2 separate regions of the Homo sapiens genome follow, and region 1 is linked to region 2. The links are chromatin loops, found by intact Hi-C in ENCODE. Cell type or tissue: dorsolateral prefrontal cortex. All regions are shown on one strand.

The links. A loop is a pair of places that touch in the nucleus more often than their neighbours do. Peaks named below come from ENCODE experiments on the same cell type or tissue, not always from the same donor. Only the 100,000 strongest peaks of a DNase experiment are listed, where the experiment ranks them.
Region 1: a loop joins it to region 2, with 5 times the contacts of the local background. A loop is called at or near these places in 16 of 110 quality-filtered maps.

Annotation. Positions count from the first base shown.
Region 1 is chr12:111,594,848-111,602,847 of GRCh38, reverse strand. It overlaps ATXN2 (ataxin 2), which reads left to right and starts at 3,533. Exons shown (of 25, transcript NM_001372574.1): 1 at 3,533-4,064. The coding sequence starts at 3,814. It overlaps ATXN2-AS (ATXN2 antisense RNA), which reads right to left and starts at 3,350. Exons shown (of 2, transcript NR_146497.1): 1 at 3,295-3,350; 2 at 2,593-3,020. RefSeq lists an enhancer at 2,799-3,028 and silencers at 3,489-3,798, 3,859-4,028, 4,119-4,168, 4,759-4,888. In dorsolateral prefrontal cortex, no CTCF peak of the experiment used is centred here; DNase peaks (open chromatin) are centred at 2,857, 3,147, 3,607, 4,327 and 2 weaker places; H3K4me3 peaks cover 5,233 bases; H3K27ac peaks cover 4,377 bases.
Region 2 is chr12:111,392,741-111,400,740 of GRCh38, reverse strand. It overlaps LINC02356 (long intergenic non-protein coding RNA 2356), which reads right to left. Exons shown (of 4, transcript NR_187522.1): 3 at 3,868-3,910. Among named protein-coding and RNA genes, the nearest start is that of SH2B3, 9.2 kb to the left of the region's middle. In dorsolateral prefrontal cortex, CTCF peaks have their summits at 3,421 and 3,637 (motif pointing left); a DNase peak (open chromatin) is centred at 3,600; H3K4me3 peaks cover 847 bases; H3K27ac peaks cover 1,703 bases.

The DNA of each region.
Region 1 (8,000 bases), 200 kb before region 2:
GATCTCAGGTGATCCACCCACCTCGGCCTCCCAAAGTGCTGGGATTATAGGCATGAGCCACCACGCCCAGCCAACCAGCTAATTTTTTATTTTTAAAGTTTTTCATAGAGACAGGGTCTCTCTATGTTGCCCAGGCTGGTTTCAAACTCCGGGGTATTCAAGTGATCCTCCCATCTCGGTATCCTAAAGTGTTGGGATTACAGGAGTGAGCCACCAATCTCAGCCCCAGCAGCATTTTCATAATACTCAAAAAGTTGACACAATCTAAACATCCACAATTGGAAAGTAGACACAAAATGTGGTATGTCCATACATGGAATATGACATAGCAATAATAAGGAATGAAATACTGCTACATGCCACAACCTTAGATAAACCTCAAAAACATTATGACAAATGAAAGAAGGCAGACACAAAAGGCTGCATGCTGTAAGATTCTACTTATGTGAAAAATCTGGACAAATCCATAGAGAGAAAATGTAGATGAGTGGTTGCCTGGGGCTAAGGATGGGAACCAAACTGCCCACCATCGTGAAGGATCTTTTTGGGGTAATGGAAATGTTCTGAAATTAGTGGCAATGGTTGTGCAAATTTACTGTGTAAATTTACTGAGAATCATTAAATTGTACACAAAATAGGTGAATTTCATAGTATGTAAATTATATCTTGATAAAACTATTAAGTTTTTATTCAATGGTAGTGAGTTAAAACAAACTTTCTCAGCTATGTCAGCTTCAGGCCTTCTTTTTTTTTAATTTTGAAAAATTTTTTATGGAGAGGAGGGTCTCACTATGTTGCCCAGGCTGGTCTCCTACTCCTTGGTTCAAAGGATCTGCCTGCCTTGGCCTTCCAAAGTGCTGGGATTATAGGTGTAGGCCACTGTATCCAGCCTAGGCCTTCTTATTCAACTTCCATCGACCTGAAACTTACTATTTTTTTTTTGAGACGGAGTCTCGCTCTGTCGCCCAGGCTGGAGTGCAGTGGTGTGATCTCCGCTCACTGCAAGCACCGCCTCCCAGGTTCACACCATTCTCCTGCCTCAGCCTCCCAAGTAGCTGGGACTACAGGTGCGCATCACCACACCCAGCTAATTTTTGTATTTTTAGTAGAGATGGGCTCTACTAAAAATTGGCCAGGCTGGTCTCGAACTCCTGACCTCAGGTGATCCACCGGCCACTGCCTCCCAAAGTGCTGGGATTACAGGCGTGAGCCACCACACTGGCCAAAACTTGTTCTTAAGATTGTATTCTGGGACCTTGATTCCAATCAGAGAAAAGTGATTGTATTTTTTTATTTTTATTTTTTTTAGATAAAGTTTCGCTCTTGTTGCCCAGGCTGGAGTGCAGTGGTGCCCTCTTTGGTCACTGTAACCTCCGCCTCCTGGGTTCAAGCGATTCTCCTGCCTCAGCATCCTGCGTAGCTGAGATCACAGATGCCCACCACCACGCCCAGCTAATTTTTTCGTATTTTTAGTAGCGATGGGGTTTCACCATGTTGGCCACGCTGGTCTTGAACTCCTGACCTCAGGTGATCCATCCGCCTCGGCCTCCCAGAGTGCTGGGATTACAGGTGTGAGCCACCGCGCCAGGCCAAGTGTTTGTATTTCTATTAAAGAAAGAATATAACGGGACACCATTGACGACCTGCTCCATTGCAGGCCTCCTTGCTGTTCCTCAGACTCCCCCCTCAGAGCCTTTGCCCTCGCTGTGCCCTCCACCTGGAGCGTTTCTCCCCAGGATCCTCATGCCCATGCTCATTTGGGTCCCTGCCCCATGTCACCCTCTCCAGGAGCTTCCCCTCACAGCAGCCCTGGCCTGTACCACAGCCGGGTACAGGTATTTTTTTGTTTCAACTGGTTTTTTAGTTCCAGTTTCCTTTAGGTTACTTTATTTATTTATTTATTTATTTATTTTTTGAGACGGAGTCTCGCTCTGTCGCCCAGGCTGGAGTGCATGATCTCGGCTGACTGCAACCTCCACCTCCCGGATTCAAGCAATTCTCCTGTATCAGCCTCCCGAGTAGCTGGGATTACAGGCGCCCACCACCACACCCGGCTAATTTTTATATTTTTGGTAGAGACGGGGTTTCACCATGTTGGCTAGGCTAGGTTAATTTTTAAAGGGTTTTGCAATGGTCCCTTGATCTACTTTTTACCTTAGATGGGAAATAAAACTGATTTCCTACATTGGCAGAATACAATGATCATTTTTGCCTGGACTATCTAGGAGGTTAATTTCAGTTGGACTACTGAAAACTGCTGGTTCAATCATTCTCCACGTTTATCTAAGTCTTTACCTTTATCTGGACAGTTCTAGGACATTGAGGGGAATTTTGGTGTTTCTTCCCCTATTATTTCCTGAAGTCATTTCACTTTAAAAAACAATAGATTCACTGCTCAAAAAAAAAAAAAAAAGTTACCTACTTTCTACTTGCTTCCAGTTTAACTGCAACACATTTTAAAAAGAGTCTACTGTGCTGGCTGGGTAAGTTAAATTAAAACTTCTAAAGGGTCCAAGGTCTAAAGTTCGCACATTGTTTTGAGGTCGGCTCTGTCTCTACCGAGGGAGATCCCATTATCCGTAGTTCTACCAGTCCCAATCCCATATATTTCCTTTAGAATCTCATGAATGAGGAAAAAGAAGTTCAAGTGAGGGAACATAGGTTCAAATGAAGGTCAGATACCTAAAAGAGTTTTCTGGTGACTGTGCGCGGCTGGGGTGGAAAAAGTGGGGAAAAGGTACCCAGATGTGGGTGGCCCCGGAGGGTTGCTCCACTCCAGCCCCGGCAGGGCAGGACAGCGCGGCCTGCCTGGTAGATGCCCCGAGCCACTGGAGCGCCTACTGTGTGGCGGGCGGGGGACGGCAGGAAAACGGCAGGATGCTGTGTCCCCTGAATCTGGCAGGGTTCTAGGTGCTTTACACGTAGCAAGACACATTCTCCGCCCCAAGGCACTCGCAGTCAGTCCATTTTCTGGGTTGCATCAGGTGGGGGCAAACTAGGTCCCCGCAGAAGTGAAGATGCTGAAGGAATACAGTAGGAGAAGAAATGCTTCTCTCCTGTCCTCCACACCAGGCAGGCCCCAGAGGCTGAGACCGACACGCCCTCCCCGAAGGGCAGACCCGCCTTGAGGAAGGCGGATCCGGGTAGGGACCGCCGCCTGGCCCTCACCCGACCCCCGAGAAAGCAACCCAGCGCGCCGCCCGCTCCTCACGTGTCCCTCCCGGCCCCGGGGCCACCTCACGTTCTGCTTCCGTCTGACCCCTCCGACTTCCGGTAAAGAGTCCCTATCCGCACCTCCGCTCCCACCCGGCGCCTCGGCGCGCCCGCCCTCCGATGCGCTCAGCGGCCGCAGCTCCTCGGAGTCCCGCGGTGGCCACCGAGTCTCGCCGCTTCGCCGCAGCCAGGTGGCCCGGGTGGCGCTCGCTCCAGCGGCCGGCGCGGCGGAGCGGGCGGGGCGGCGGTGGCGCGGCCCCGGGACCGTATCCCTCCGCCGCCCCTCCCCCGCCCGGCCCCGGCCCCCCTCCCTCCCGGCAGAGCTCGCCTCCCTCCGCCTCAGACTGTTTTGGTAGCAACGGCAACGGCGGCGGCGCGTTTCGGCCCGGCTCCCGGCGGCTCCTTGGTCTCGGCGGGCCTCCCCGCCCCTTCGTCGTCCTCCTTCTCCCCCTCGCCAGCCCGGGCGCCCCTCCGGCCGCGCCAACCCGCGCCTCCCCGCTCGGCGCCCGCGCGTCCCCGCCGCGTTCCGGCGTCTCCTTGGCGCGCCCGGCTCCCGGCTGTCCCCGCCCGGCGTGCGAGCCGGTGTATGGGCCCCTCACCATGTCGCTGAAGCCCCAGCAGCAGCAGCAGCAGCAGCAGCAGCAGCAGCAGCAGCAACAGCAGCAGCAGCAGCAGCAGCAGCAGCCGCCGCCCGCGGCTGCCAATGTCCGCAAGCCCGGCGGCAGCGGCCTTCTAGCGTCGCCCGCCGCCGCGCCTTCGCCGTCCTCGTCCTCGGTCTCCTCGTCCTCGGCCACGGCTCCCTCCTCGGTGGTCGCGGCGACCTCCGGCGGCGGGAGGCCCGGCCTGGGCAGGTGGGTGTCGGCACCCCAGCCCCCTCCGCTCCGGGCCCGGCGTCCCCTCCCCCGCGGCCCGCGCCGCCGTCCCCGCCCCGTGACCCGCCGGGCTACCCGGGGTGGGCTGGGGGCCGGCAGCGCGGGGGAGACTCGCTCGGGCCTGAGCCCCGAGGCTCGGCCGGTGGGCGCAGCCGGGGTCCTCTGGGATTGTCAGGCCTGTCCAGCCTCCCGCAGCATCCCCGCCCCCTCCCCCGGCGGTCAAGATGGAGGGAGCGGGCGGCCTCCCCTCCCCACGCGTGTTGGGAGGGGTTCTCGGGTAGCGGCGATGGTCAGCCCCGGCTCCCCCTTCCGCACGATCCTCCGCCCGCAGCGTGGGGATGCTCGGGCAGCTCCTCCACTCCCGGTTTAGGTGTGAACGTTGGAGGGGTCTGGAGGCTGTGGTGGCGTTTTCCGGAACATGTCCCCCTCCATGGGGGACATCTCTGGAGGGGAGAAGTTAGGGCCGCGTCCCCCGTGCCGGTTAAAGGGGTAGGCACCGGGCTCCTCCGGAATCATCAGGGTCTGTCGGGGCTCTCTCCCCGCCCCCTCCGAGTCCTGGGAAAGATCGGAGGACGGGGTGGAGACAAGTGGGCCTTGGCCCCCGCACCCCTCTGCGTTCGTGTCCGAGGCGGCGGCGGGGGCTCCCGAACTCCCCTGAAATCGTGGGGCTCCATGTGGCCTCCGGCAGCGTTCCACCCTCCCCCACCTGGGGAAGGGAAGGGGTGGGGAGTGCCCGGCCCCGTCCCGGCCTTCCTCCTTCCCCCGCCAGACCTCTCCGGCGCGCGGGTGGTGGCCGATCCGCATTGCTGTTCGAGGCCGCAGTGGAGAAGGCGCCTGTGGAACATCGGTGGGTGAGGGCTGGACCCAGGCTGGACCCTGGAGATCCGGGGTGGCGGTGCTGGTGGCAGGGGGCGGGCACCCTGCGCACTTATCCCAACCCCCGCCCCAATTTCGGAAATGCTAGGAGAGAGAGATTGCAGCAGGGGACGTGGTCGGGTTCCTGAAGGCAGAAAGGCGGGTGTTTACTAGCGTCTTTTTCCCTCCTAAGCCGGGGTTGTAGTAGGGGCTGGGGGCTCAGTGTTGTCCCGGCTAACTGGGTTTGACTCGAGGGTGTGTTTGTGCAGGAGGGCCTGTTGGGGGTGGCGGGCGGTTGTCAGTTCGTATTTCACGAACTAAGAAAATGCTTAGTGTTCAAAGGGAGAAGGAAACGTCAATAGACTCCATTCCATTGTGGCCGGTGTCCTTAACTTCGGGAGTGCCGCCAGAGCTTACCAAGGGCACGCAAGTCCATTTCCCTTGTGCCTCAAGTCCATCCGTGTTGTAGGCACTACTGTGCCTTCTTTAGGCCTAGGCCGCCGGCTTGACGGCGGGTGACCGGCGTCCTCCTTAAATAGGCATCTTGGGCTTTGGAAGGTGGAATAAGAGGATTTTTCATTCACCCGAGTTTTCTTTTTGAAAACACATTTTCAGCAACCCATTTCCAAAGAATTTTTATTTACAGCAGAAATTCCCCATCAAGAGGAATCAGCTGGTTTTTAAGGAATTCTGCTGCCTTCAAAGGGGGCGGAAACAGTCGGTTATTTGACTTTACACGCCCCGCCCCCCCTTCCCCTTCTCTGAGTCTGAAGCATCCCAAACACTACTTAGCCAAACTAGTTCAGATGAAGTGATCGTTTCCCCAAGTAGGGTAACTTCAGTTTCCCTTTTTCGTTGGCATCTAGCGAAAAATGAAAAAATTTAAAATACAACTTTTATAGAAAAGGATGTATTCTGTTTTTACTTTCTTAGGTATTAGGAAGAGATTTGGCAGATAATTCAACATGTTCAAATATATAAACATTAAAACTAAGGTTATTAAGTTGCATTGACTACTAGGCTTAAAAATTAGATTATAAGAGAATTTGCTCCTGAGTAGTTTGAGTGATCAAAGATATTTGGAATGTTTTAGTACCACAAGGTCTTTTTTCTGTTCCTTGAGGCTTTACAACAATTTAAGGTTAATTTAGATTTTTCCTTGCTTTAAGTTCTTTTACTTGAGACCTAAATGGCAGCCCTTATTCTTTCTGATGAATAGGTGAAATTTTGTTTACTGTGTTGGATTTGTGTAATGTGAAGTTTTATTCTTGAACAGATCGTTAATGTACTTGTAGAATTACTTTGAATTTGAATCACTTTCCTGCATTCCTTGTAAATAAGTTTCAGCTTCTAGAATCTCCTCACTTAGGTTTGTGCGTATCAACAGTGAAAATAAGTCTCTGAGAGCAAGGGTGAAAAAAAATGCAGCATTCGGTTTGACAAGTTTCGAGATAGCAAAATATGCTTGAAAGTCTGGAAATTCACATCTGCTTTAAGAAACATTTCATAATTTGACTTTGTGTGTGTGTGTGTGAATAGTTTTTCATGACTTTCAGAAGTGATTTATTTTGTTCTTTGTTATATATATTTTTGAAGGTGGCTGTTTTAGGAAAGATAATGTAATCACAATATTAGAACATAATTTTACTGTAATCTAATTTTGTGTGTGTGTGTGTGTGTGTGTGTGTGTGTGTGTGTGTGTTTTGGATGGAATCTCACTCTGTCGCCCAGGCTGGAGTGCAGTGGCCTGATCTCAGCTTACTGCAGTCTCTGTCTCCTGGGTTCATTTAAGTGATTCTCCAGCCTCAGCCTCCCCAGTAGCTGGGATTACAGGTTCGTGCTACCACACCTGGCTAATTTTTTTGTATTTTTAGTGAGGACGGGATTTTGCCATGTTGGCCAGGCTGGTCTCGAACTCCTGACCTCAAGTGATCCGCCTGCCTTGGCCTCCCAAAGTGCTGGGATTACAGGCGTGAGCTACTGCCCCTGGCCAATTTTTGTATTTTTAGTAGAGATGGGGTTTCACCATGTTGGCCAGGCTGGTCTCGAACTCCTCCTGACCTCAAGTGATTCGCCAGCCTCGGCCTCCCAAAGTGCCAGGATTACAGGCAGGAATGAGCCACTGCCCCCAACCATCAGTCTAATTCTTATTTTTGCTTTTTACCTTTTCATTTTTATGTAGTAGAGGTGATTGTGTATGTTATTTTGTAGTTAGCTTTTTTCCCCTGAACGTTGTATTGTAAATGTAAATTTTTTTTTTTTTTTTTGAGACAGAGTCTCGGTGTTTGCCCAGTCTGAAGTGCAGTGGTACGATCTCAGCTCACTGCAGCCTCTGACTCCTGGGTTCAAGCGATTCTCCCACCTCAGCCTCTTGAGTAGCTGGGGCTACAGGAATGTTCCACCACGCTTGGCTAATTTTTGTATTTTTGGTAGAGACAAGGTTTCACCATGTTGGCCAGTTTGGTCTCGTACTACCGACCTCAGGTGATGCGCCCGCCTCGGCCTCCCAAAGTGCTGGGATTGCAGGCGTGAGCCACTGCGCCCGGCTGTAAGGTTTTTACTTAACCATTCTATTGTTGGGAATTGGGTTTCCACTTTTTTGTTATAGATAGTGGTGCAGTGAACATTTTTAAATAGCTTTTTGCTTCAGTGTAATTATTTCCTTAGAGAAAGTTACCAAGAGTGGTTTTACTAGTTCAGAGGGCTTCAGGATTTTTATGGCTCTTGCTAGCGGTGCTCTATTATTCTTTAGAAGACTTGTATTACTTCCAGTGTCAAGAAGGTTGCTCTTCCATGGAATGGTTTCTTTGTAGTTTGTCAAATATTGTGGGGAATTTTTAAAGGAAAAATTGCATTTTTACTGTCAAGTGCATATATTATTAAGTGCTTTTGTTAGTTACTGGATTATTGATATTTGAGTTTAATTTGGTTCCTCTGAGGATTTAATAAGGTAATATATGTGAAGATGTTTTGAAACCTGTAACCATTATTATTAATGAGGGTACTTGGTTTATCTGTCGTGCTGATAGTACTGAGTAAAGTGCAGGAATGAAATTCCTG
Region 2 (8,000 bases):
CAGGCAATCTTCCCGCCTTGGCCTCCCAAAGTGCTGGGATTATAGTCGTGAGCCACCGCGCCCAGCTGTCTACCCTTGCTTTCTTCACTCCCAGGAGATGTCTGACTGCCCACCAAACCTAAACCAGCCCTGCCCCCATTGCTGACCATCTCCATCTCTCTTCTGCTCCTGCTTTTTTTCTTTCTTTTTCTTAGAGGCAGGGTCTCACTCCATCACCCAGGCTGGAGTGCAGTTGTACAATCATGGCTCACTGCAACCTTGAACTCCTGGGCTCAAGCGATCCTGCTGCCTCAGCCTCTCAAGGAGCTGGGACTACAGGTGCACCCCACCATGCCTGGCTAATTGTTTCTATTTTTTGTAGAAACAGGGTCTCTCTATGTTGTCCAGGCTGGTCTCAAACTCCTGGGCTCAAGCAATGCTCCCACTTTGGCCTCCCAAAGTGCTAGGATTACAGGAGCCACCGCGCCTGACTTGCCTCTGCATGTTTTTTCTTCCTCACCCTTGTGGCCCCCTGACTGATACCAGAATCATTGATTCATCTGTTTATTGGCAGTCTCTTTCCCCCACCCCCAGGAGCAGGTCAGCTCCACTCGGCCAGGCATTTGTGTGTCTTGCTCACTCTTGTGAGCACAGTTCTTGGCACATAACAGGTGCTCCTCGTGGCTTAAAAACAGTCCACACTTCTTTGACATACCTCCCTTGAAAAGGTGGAACCTGATTCCCCTGCCCTTGAGTGTGGGCTGGACTTAATGACTCCTTCCTTCCTTCCTTTCCTTCCTTCCTTCCTTCCTTCCTTCCTTCCTTCCTTCCTTTCTTCCTTCCTTCCTTTCCTTCTTTCTTTCTTTCTGACAGAGTCTTGCTCTGTCACCCAGGCTGGACTGCAGTGGTGCGATCTCGGCTCACTGCAACCTCCGCCTCCTGAGTAGCTGGGACTATAGGCACGAGCCACCACGCCCAGCTAATTTTTTGTATTTTTAGTAGAAACAGGGTTTCACTGTGTTAGCCAGGATGGTCTTGATCTCCTGACCTCGTGATCCGCTCGCCTCGGCCTCCCAAAGTGCTGGGATTACAGGCGTGAGCCCCCACACCTGGCCTTAATGAGTCATTTCTAACAGAGACTAAAGTGGAAGTGACGCTGTGTGACTTCTGAGACTGAGTCATAAGAAGCATTTAGGCTTCTCCTTGTACTCTCTTGAGCCATCCACTCTGGGAGAAGCCAGCCACCGTGTCTTAAGGACACCCAAGTAGCTTTATGGAGGTCCGTGTGAAGAGGAACTGAGGCTTCCTGCCACCAGCCAGCAAGGAACAGAGACCTCCTGGCAACAGCCAGGACTGAAACCATCACTTCCAACTATCCTGGAAGTGAATCATCCAGCCCCAGTTGGACCCCAGATGAGAACAGTCCTAACCCATTTTTGTTTGTTTGTTTATTTAAAAGACGGGGTCTTGTTTCATTGCCCAGACTGGAATGCAATGGCTATTCACAGGCACGATCATATAGCACGATCTATAGCCTTGAACTTCTAGGCTCAAACAATCCTCCTGTCTCGGCCTCTCAAATAGCTGCAACTGCATGTGCGTGCCACCAGCCCATGTTTCGGACTACCATCTCAGGAGTGAGAGACCCTGAACTACAAGCTAAGTCAGATTGCATGTGAATTCCTAAAACCATATGAGATAATAAAGGTTTGCTGTTTTAAGCCAGTAAATGCAGGAGTAATTTGTTACCCAGCAATCAATAATTAACACAGAGCTCAAGAAACCTTGGGGGGGTGAGGTCCAACCAACCCTTTTCCCACCCATTAGGGTCCAACAGAGACCAAGAGGGCTCAGGAAATGGTCCCCCTTGGTCAATACACATCTGCCCCAGGCCAGAAAATAATTACATTACTGGGTTCTTCCCTTTTTGCCTGGGTGGGCAGAACTCCCAAGGCCGATTCCTGGGCTCAGGGTCTGATCTGCTGAGCTCAAGTGCCTGATGTCATCTCTCCCTGTGCTTCCTTCCCTTGGATTCAGTTCTGTTTTCTGTCCTCCCAGTGCCTTAGAAGCTAAAATTGCCACAAGTCCTTCCCTAAGAAAAGCATGAACAGTATTTACAATCTGGACTCCATTTATGGAAGCGTGCGCCACACTGAGAACATCACAGGCCTTATCTCTTCCACCCCAAATGAACGGTTTGCTATTCATTTTCCCATTTGTCAGATGAAGGAACTGAGGCACAGGGCAGTGAAGTGACATGTCCATGTCACACGACTGGCAATGAAGCAGCTGGTGTGGACTAAAGACTGGCCTCACTGTAGTGCCCTACCTCTTAATCACTTACTGAGCCCAAGTGATAAAAAATGGTAATAATAACAGAATTAATGATTCTGAATTAATGGTTAATGATTTTTTTTTTTTAGATGGAGTTTCACTCTGTCACCCAGGCTGGAGTGCAATGTCTCGATCTCGGCTCACTGCAACCTCCACCTCCTGGGTTCAAGCGATTCTCCTGCCTCAGCCTCCTGAGTAGCTGGGATTACAGGTATGCACCACTACGCCCAGCTAATTTTTGTATTTTTAGTAGAGACGGGGTTTCTCTATGTTGGTCAGGCTGGTCTCGAACTCCTGACCTCATGATCTGCCTGCCTCAGCCTCCCAAAGTGCTGGGATTATAGGCATCAGCCACCACACCCGGCCCAATGATTAATGATTAATTAATGTTCTTTTTTGTCCTTTTTTTTTGGGGGGGGGTTGGGGGAGGGAGTCTTGCTCTGTCACCAAGGCTGGAGTGCAATGACTCGATCTTGGCTCACTGCAACCTCTGCCTCCCGGGTTCAAACGATTCTCGTGCCTCAGCCTCCCAAGTAGCTGGGATTACAGGCATGAGCCACCACGGTTGGCTAATTTTTTGTATTTTTAGTAGAGATGGGGTTTCCCCATGTTGCCCAGGCTCGTCTCAAACTCCTGACCTCAAGTGATCCGCCCGCCTCGGCCTCCCAAAGTGCTGGGATTATAAACGTGAGGCACCTCGCCCGGCCTAATTAATAATTCTGAGTGATTAATGAATTATTAGAGGATTATGTGCCAGGGACTACTCTGAGGGCTTAGTTTAGGTAGATTACAATTTACTTTGCCCAACAACTGTAAGGAGAGAATGTTGTTTTCCCCCATTTGACAGAAAGGAAACTGAGGCACGAAAGGTGAAGTGACTTCCCCAATTCACGTGGCTGGTAAGTGGCCCAGCAGCGATTTACACCCAGGCTCCCCAGTTCTGATCTTGACCAAAAACAGCGGCGGCCGCGCACCCCAACCCCAGACCCCCGCTTCCACCTTCCCCCGCCCCAACCTCAGCCTGCGAGCCGCCCCCTCTTCCGCTAGCCTGGGGAATCTGGTTTCTGGGGGAAGTGACTCAGTAGCCTGAGGCCCAGTAGATAATTATTCACTTCCAATCCCGGTAATTAGAGTCCCTAATAGCTCCGCAGAGGACGTACAACCCAGTTACCCCAGCCGTCCCCACCCGTGACCCGGGATCAACGTGGGGCACGCGAGCTCCTGGGGCCGGGACTTGGCCGCAGTCCCAGGCATCAGGCCCTGAGGGTGGTAACGCGCGGTGGCAGCCACTTGGTGGCAGCCGCTTTGCGCGGGGCTCTGGCGCCCCCTGGTGGCTGTGGGGCGATCGAGGGCTGGGAAGCGGCCTCCTAAACTCCCCTGCCTCACTCTTTCTCCCGCAAAGAACCTTCCTCTTGGATTCCCCCCAAGCCTTCCTGGAAGCTTCCCAGGCTCCAGGTTGGATGCCTCTCAGCCACCATCGAGTAGCCATCAACGTTGAGTACACGGGTTTGGGGACAGCTTAATGGCTAGCTTCTCCCTTCAGTGCTGGGTCACCTTGGGCAAATGACTTGGGCTCTCTGAGCTTCAGTTTCCGCATCTGTAAAATGGGAACAAAGAATGAGGACACCAGTGGGGCGTGGTGGCTCACGTCTGTAATCCCACCACTTTGGGAGGCCGAGGTGGGAGGACTGCTTGAGACCAGGAGTTCGAGAGCAGCCTGGCCAACAGGGTGAAACCCTGTCTCTACTAAAAATACAAAAATTAGCCTGGCGCGGTGGTGCATGCCTGTAATCCCAGCTACTTGGAAGGCTGAGACAGGAGAATTGCTTGAACCTGGGAGGGACAAGTTGTAGTGAGCCGAGATAGTGCCACTACTCCAGCCTGGGTGATAGCGTGAGACTGTCTCAAAATATATAAATAAATAAACAAATAATGCTGACTATTACTAGCTAAACCTGTTCTCAGGTCTTTCTTTTACAATGAGGAGTGGATTACTAAGAACAGCTTAATCCTACCCGCCTCATTTAATCTACATTAAAAGAAGCATCAAGGCCAGGTGCAGTGGCTCACGCCTGTAATCCCAGAACTTTGGGAGGCCAAGGTGGGTGGATCACCTGAGGTCAGGAGTTCGAGACCAGCCTGGGCAACATGGCAAAACTCTGTCTCTACTAAAAATACAAAAATTAACCAGGCGTAGTGGTGCATGCCTGTAATCCCAGCTACTTGGGAGGCTGAGGCAGGAGAATCGCTTAAACCAGGGAGGTGGAAGTTGCAGTGAGCTGAGATCATGCCATTGCACTCCAGCTTGGGCAGCACAGCGAGACTCCATCTCAAAAAAAAAAAAAAGCATCAAAATGTTAGCTAAAGCCAGGTGAGATGGCTCATGCCTGTAATCCCTGCACTTTGGGAGGCTGAAGTGGGAGGATCACTTGAGCTCAGGAGTCGGAGGCCAAGCTGGGCAACATAGTGAGACCCCCATCTCTAAACAAACAAAAATGTTAGCTAAAGTACAGAGGCAAAAGAATTGAAAACAGGCACTCAGACAGATACTTGTACATGAATGTTCATAGCAGTGCCATTCACAATAGGCAAAAGATAGAAACAACTCATGTGCCCACCAGGGGATGAATGAATCAAGACAATGCTATCTATACAATGGAATATTACACAGCCATAAAAAGGACCGAAGCATTGATATATGCTACAATGTGGATGAAACTTGGAAGCATCATGCTAAGTGAAATAAGCCAGTCATAAACGGACAAATATTGTGTGATTCTGCTTATGTAAAGTATATAGAATAGGTAAACCCCTAGAGACAGAAAGTAGACCAGTGGTTGCCATGGGCTATGGGCAGCGGGAATAGGAAGTAACTTCTAATGAGTATGGGGTTTCCTTTAGGGGTGATGAAATGTTCTGGATCTAGACTGAGATAAATGATGGTGGCACAACACTGTGAATGTACTAAATTTAGTTACTTCATGAGGCCGGGTGCGGTAGCTCAAACCTGTAATTCCAGCATTTGGGGAGGCCAAGGTGGGAGGACTACTTGAGCCCTGGAGTTAAGAGACCAGCCTAAGCAACATAGTGAGACTCATATCTCTACAAAATAAAATAATAATAATAATAATAATAATAATAATAATATTCGGGCAAGGTAGAATGCGCCTGTAGTCTCAGCTACTCAGGAGGCGCTGTGGTGGGAGGATCACTTGAGTCCAGGAGTTTGAGGCTGCAGTGAGCGGTGATCCTGCCCCTGCACTCCAGCCTGGGTGACACAGCAAGATTCTGTCTCTAAGTAAATGAATAAATTTAGTTAATTCACTAACTAAAATTAATTAATTCATTTTGTTATGTGACTTTCACCTTAAATTTTTTAATGTGGAAAAAGGTGTTAGGATGCACCCTGCCCTCTCTATTCCTTCAGCCCTATCCCCCCACCCCACCCCCATCCTCCATCTCCCATCCTGTTGCCCAGGTGATCTTGACCTCAAGATGCAGATGTGCGGCAGAGGCTGGGAAGTTCTTCTCCCACACCCCCAGAACCTGGCAGAGGCTGGGGCTGCTCCCACAGAGGAGGTGACATATGTACGGGCCACTTCTCGCCTGCAAATCAGCCAGGGTGGCTTCCTGGTTCTAGATCACCAACTTGAGGCCTCCTGAGCCCCTTGCCAGCCCAAGGGGACTTGGGCAGGGCCTGAGGCTGCAGAAAGGCATGGGGGTGCCCGCCCCTGGAGCTTGTCCACCTGTGCCCTCTGCACTGGAGGAGGCAGCAAGCAGGGCCTCTCTGGGGTGTAAGATGTCAAGATGCTCAGAGAGGGGCAGAAGGTGTCAGAGGGCACTGGGTGTGGTGGCTCACGTCTGTAGTCCCAGCACTTTGGGAGGCCAAGGCGGGCAGATCGCTTGAACTCACGAGTTTGAGACTAGCCTGGGCGACATGATGAAACCCCCATCTCTCTCTCTCTCTCTCTCTCTCTCTCTCTCCCCATATATATATATATATATATATATATATACACACACATATATGAAAAGAGGGTGCCAGAGAGGGAGGCAGGAGTTGAGGTCATGGCCGGAAGGGCCCCGAGCCAGGAGAGTGCCCCAAGCCAGCAAGCAGGGTGCAAGGTGCAAGGAGCTGCACTTTCCTCTGCCCTCTGTGGGGTTCTCAGGCCTATCAGACCAGACCATCAGTCACCCAGATGGAAAGGGATTATCTTCAGAGCCTCAGGCACCTGAGTTACTTCCTTTCAGAACTCAGACAGGGGTGGGCTTGAGCTTATTCTTGGGTCAAGAGCAGGACACTGGGGCCAGCTGCCTGGGTGCGCCTCAGGGCTCTGCCACATAGACCTGCTGTGTGACCTTGGGGGAAGTCACTTCATGTCTCTGAGGCAACTGGGGCCACAGGGCCATAGAAAGGAGGAGAGGAGAGAGGGGAGTATTTGGCAACACTGTTAGAAGCAGAAGTAGAAAGCGGAGGGTGGGGCTGGAGGGTGGGGAGCGCAGCTGACCCTGCGTTTCCCTGCTGGAAGCCACTCACCGTGAGGCCGAAGTCGAAGTGGACATGGGCTGTGGCTGCCTGACTTCCCCTTGTGCTGGTAGAAGCACCTGATTTTCCATCCAGTCGGAGTTCAAGATGTTCTCTGGGGCTAACCCTCCCTCCCATGCCCCAGTGACTGGTTCAAGGGTGGGCAGGGCCAATGAGCCTCAATTCCAGTCTTTAACAGCACAGTCGGATAAGAAAATACCTCATTTGGGCTGGGCACGGCGGCTCAATGCCTGTAATCTTAGCACTTTGGGAGGTCAAGGCAGGCGGATCACTTGAGGTCAGGAGTTCGAGACCAGCCTGGCCAACATGGTGAAACCCCATTTCTACTAAAAAGTACAAAAATTAGCTGGGCGTGGTGGCACGCCTGTAATCCCAGCTACTCGGGAGGCTGAGTCAGCAGAATCGCTTGAACCTGGGAGACAGAGGTTGCAGTGAGCCGAAATCGTGTCACTGCACTCCAGAGGACATGAGCTTGGAATTTCTGAGGGCTGTCTTGCCTGGGAGTGAACACACTCATAGTAGAGCAAAGCCCAGAGACAGAGAAAAACCATCTTGATGACAATGTCTGTGCACCTAGATCCAGCCATACCTGAAAGCAGTCACTCTTGGACTTCTCAGCTCTGTAAGTCAGTCATTTCTTTTTGGCTGAAGCCTGTTTGTGTGCAGCTTTTAGCCACTTGGCAATGGCCAGAGAACAGCACTGGGTCCTCCTAGCAATCATAACACCCAAATGTGCTTTGTGGGCTCCTCATACCTGAAACAGGAGACTGGGATGGTCCTGTTTGCATCTATTGGGTTGACTGGAATGGCCCTGGGGTTGGACGTTTGCAGCACCAGGCAGCAGAGGAAGGCTGAGAGGAGTTAGGGCCCCATAAGGTCAAGAGAATACACTGCCCCTCAACTTGAGATTTGTTGAGCCCCTACTATGTGCTAGGACTTCTCCAGGCACTGGGGATACAGTGGGGAACACAGCAGACATGGTGTTTGTTCTCATGGTAGACAGGCAGTTGGAAAGTGAATCCTTAAATACAAAGTGACAAGTTAAATACCCTTAAATACAGAGTGACAAGTTCATGGGCCATGAAGCTCACTGAATTCTTCTAACAACCCTTATCATCTCCATTTTCCAGATGAGGAAACT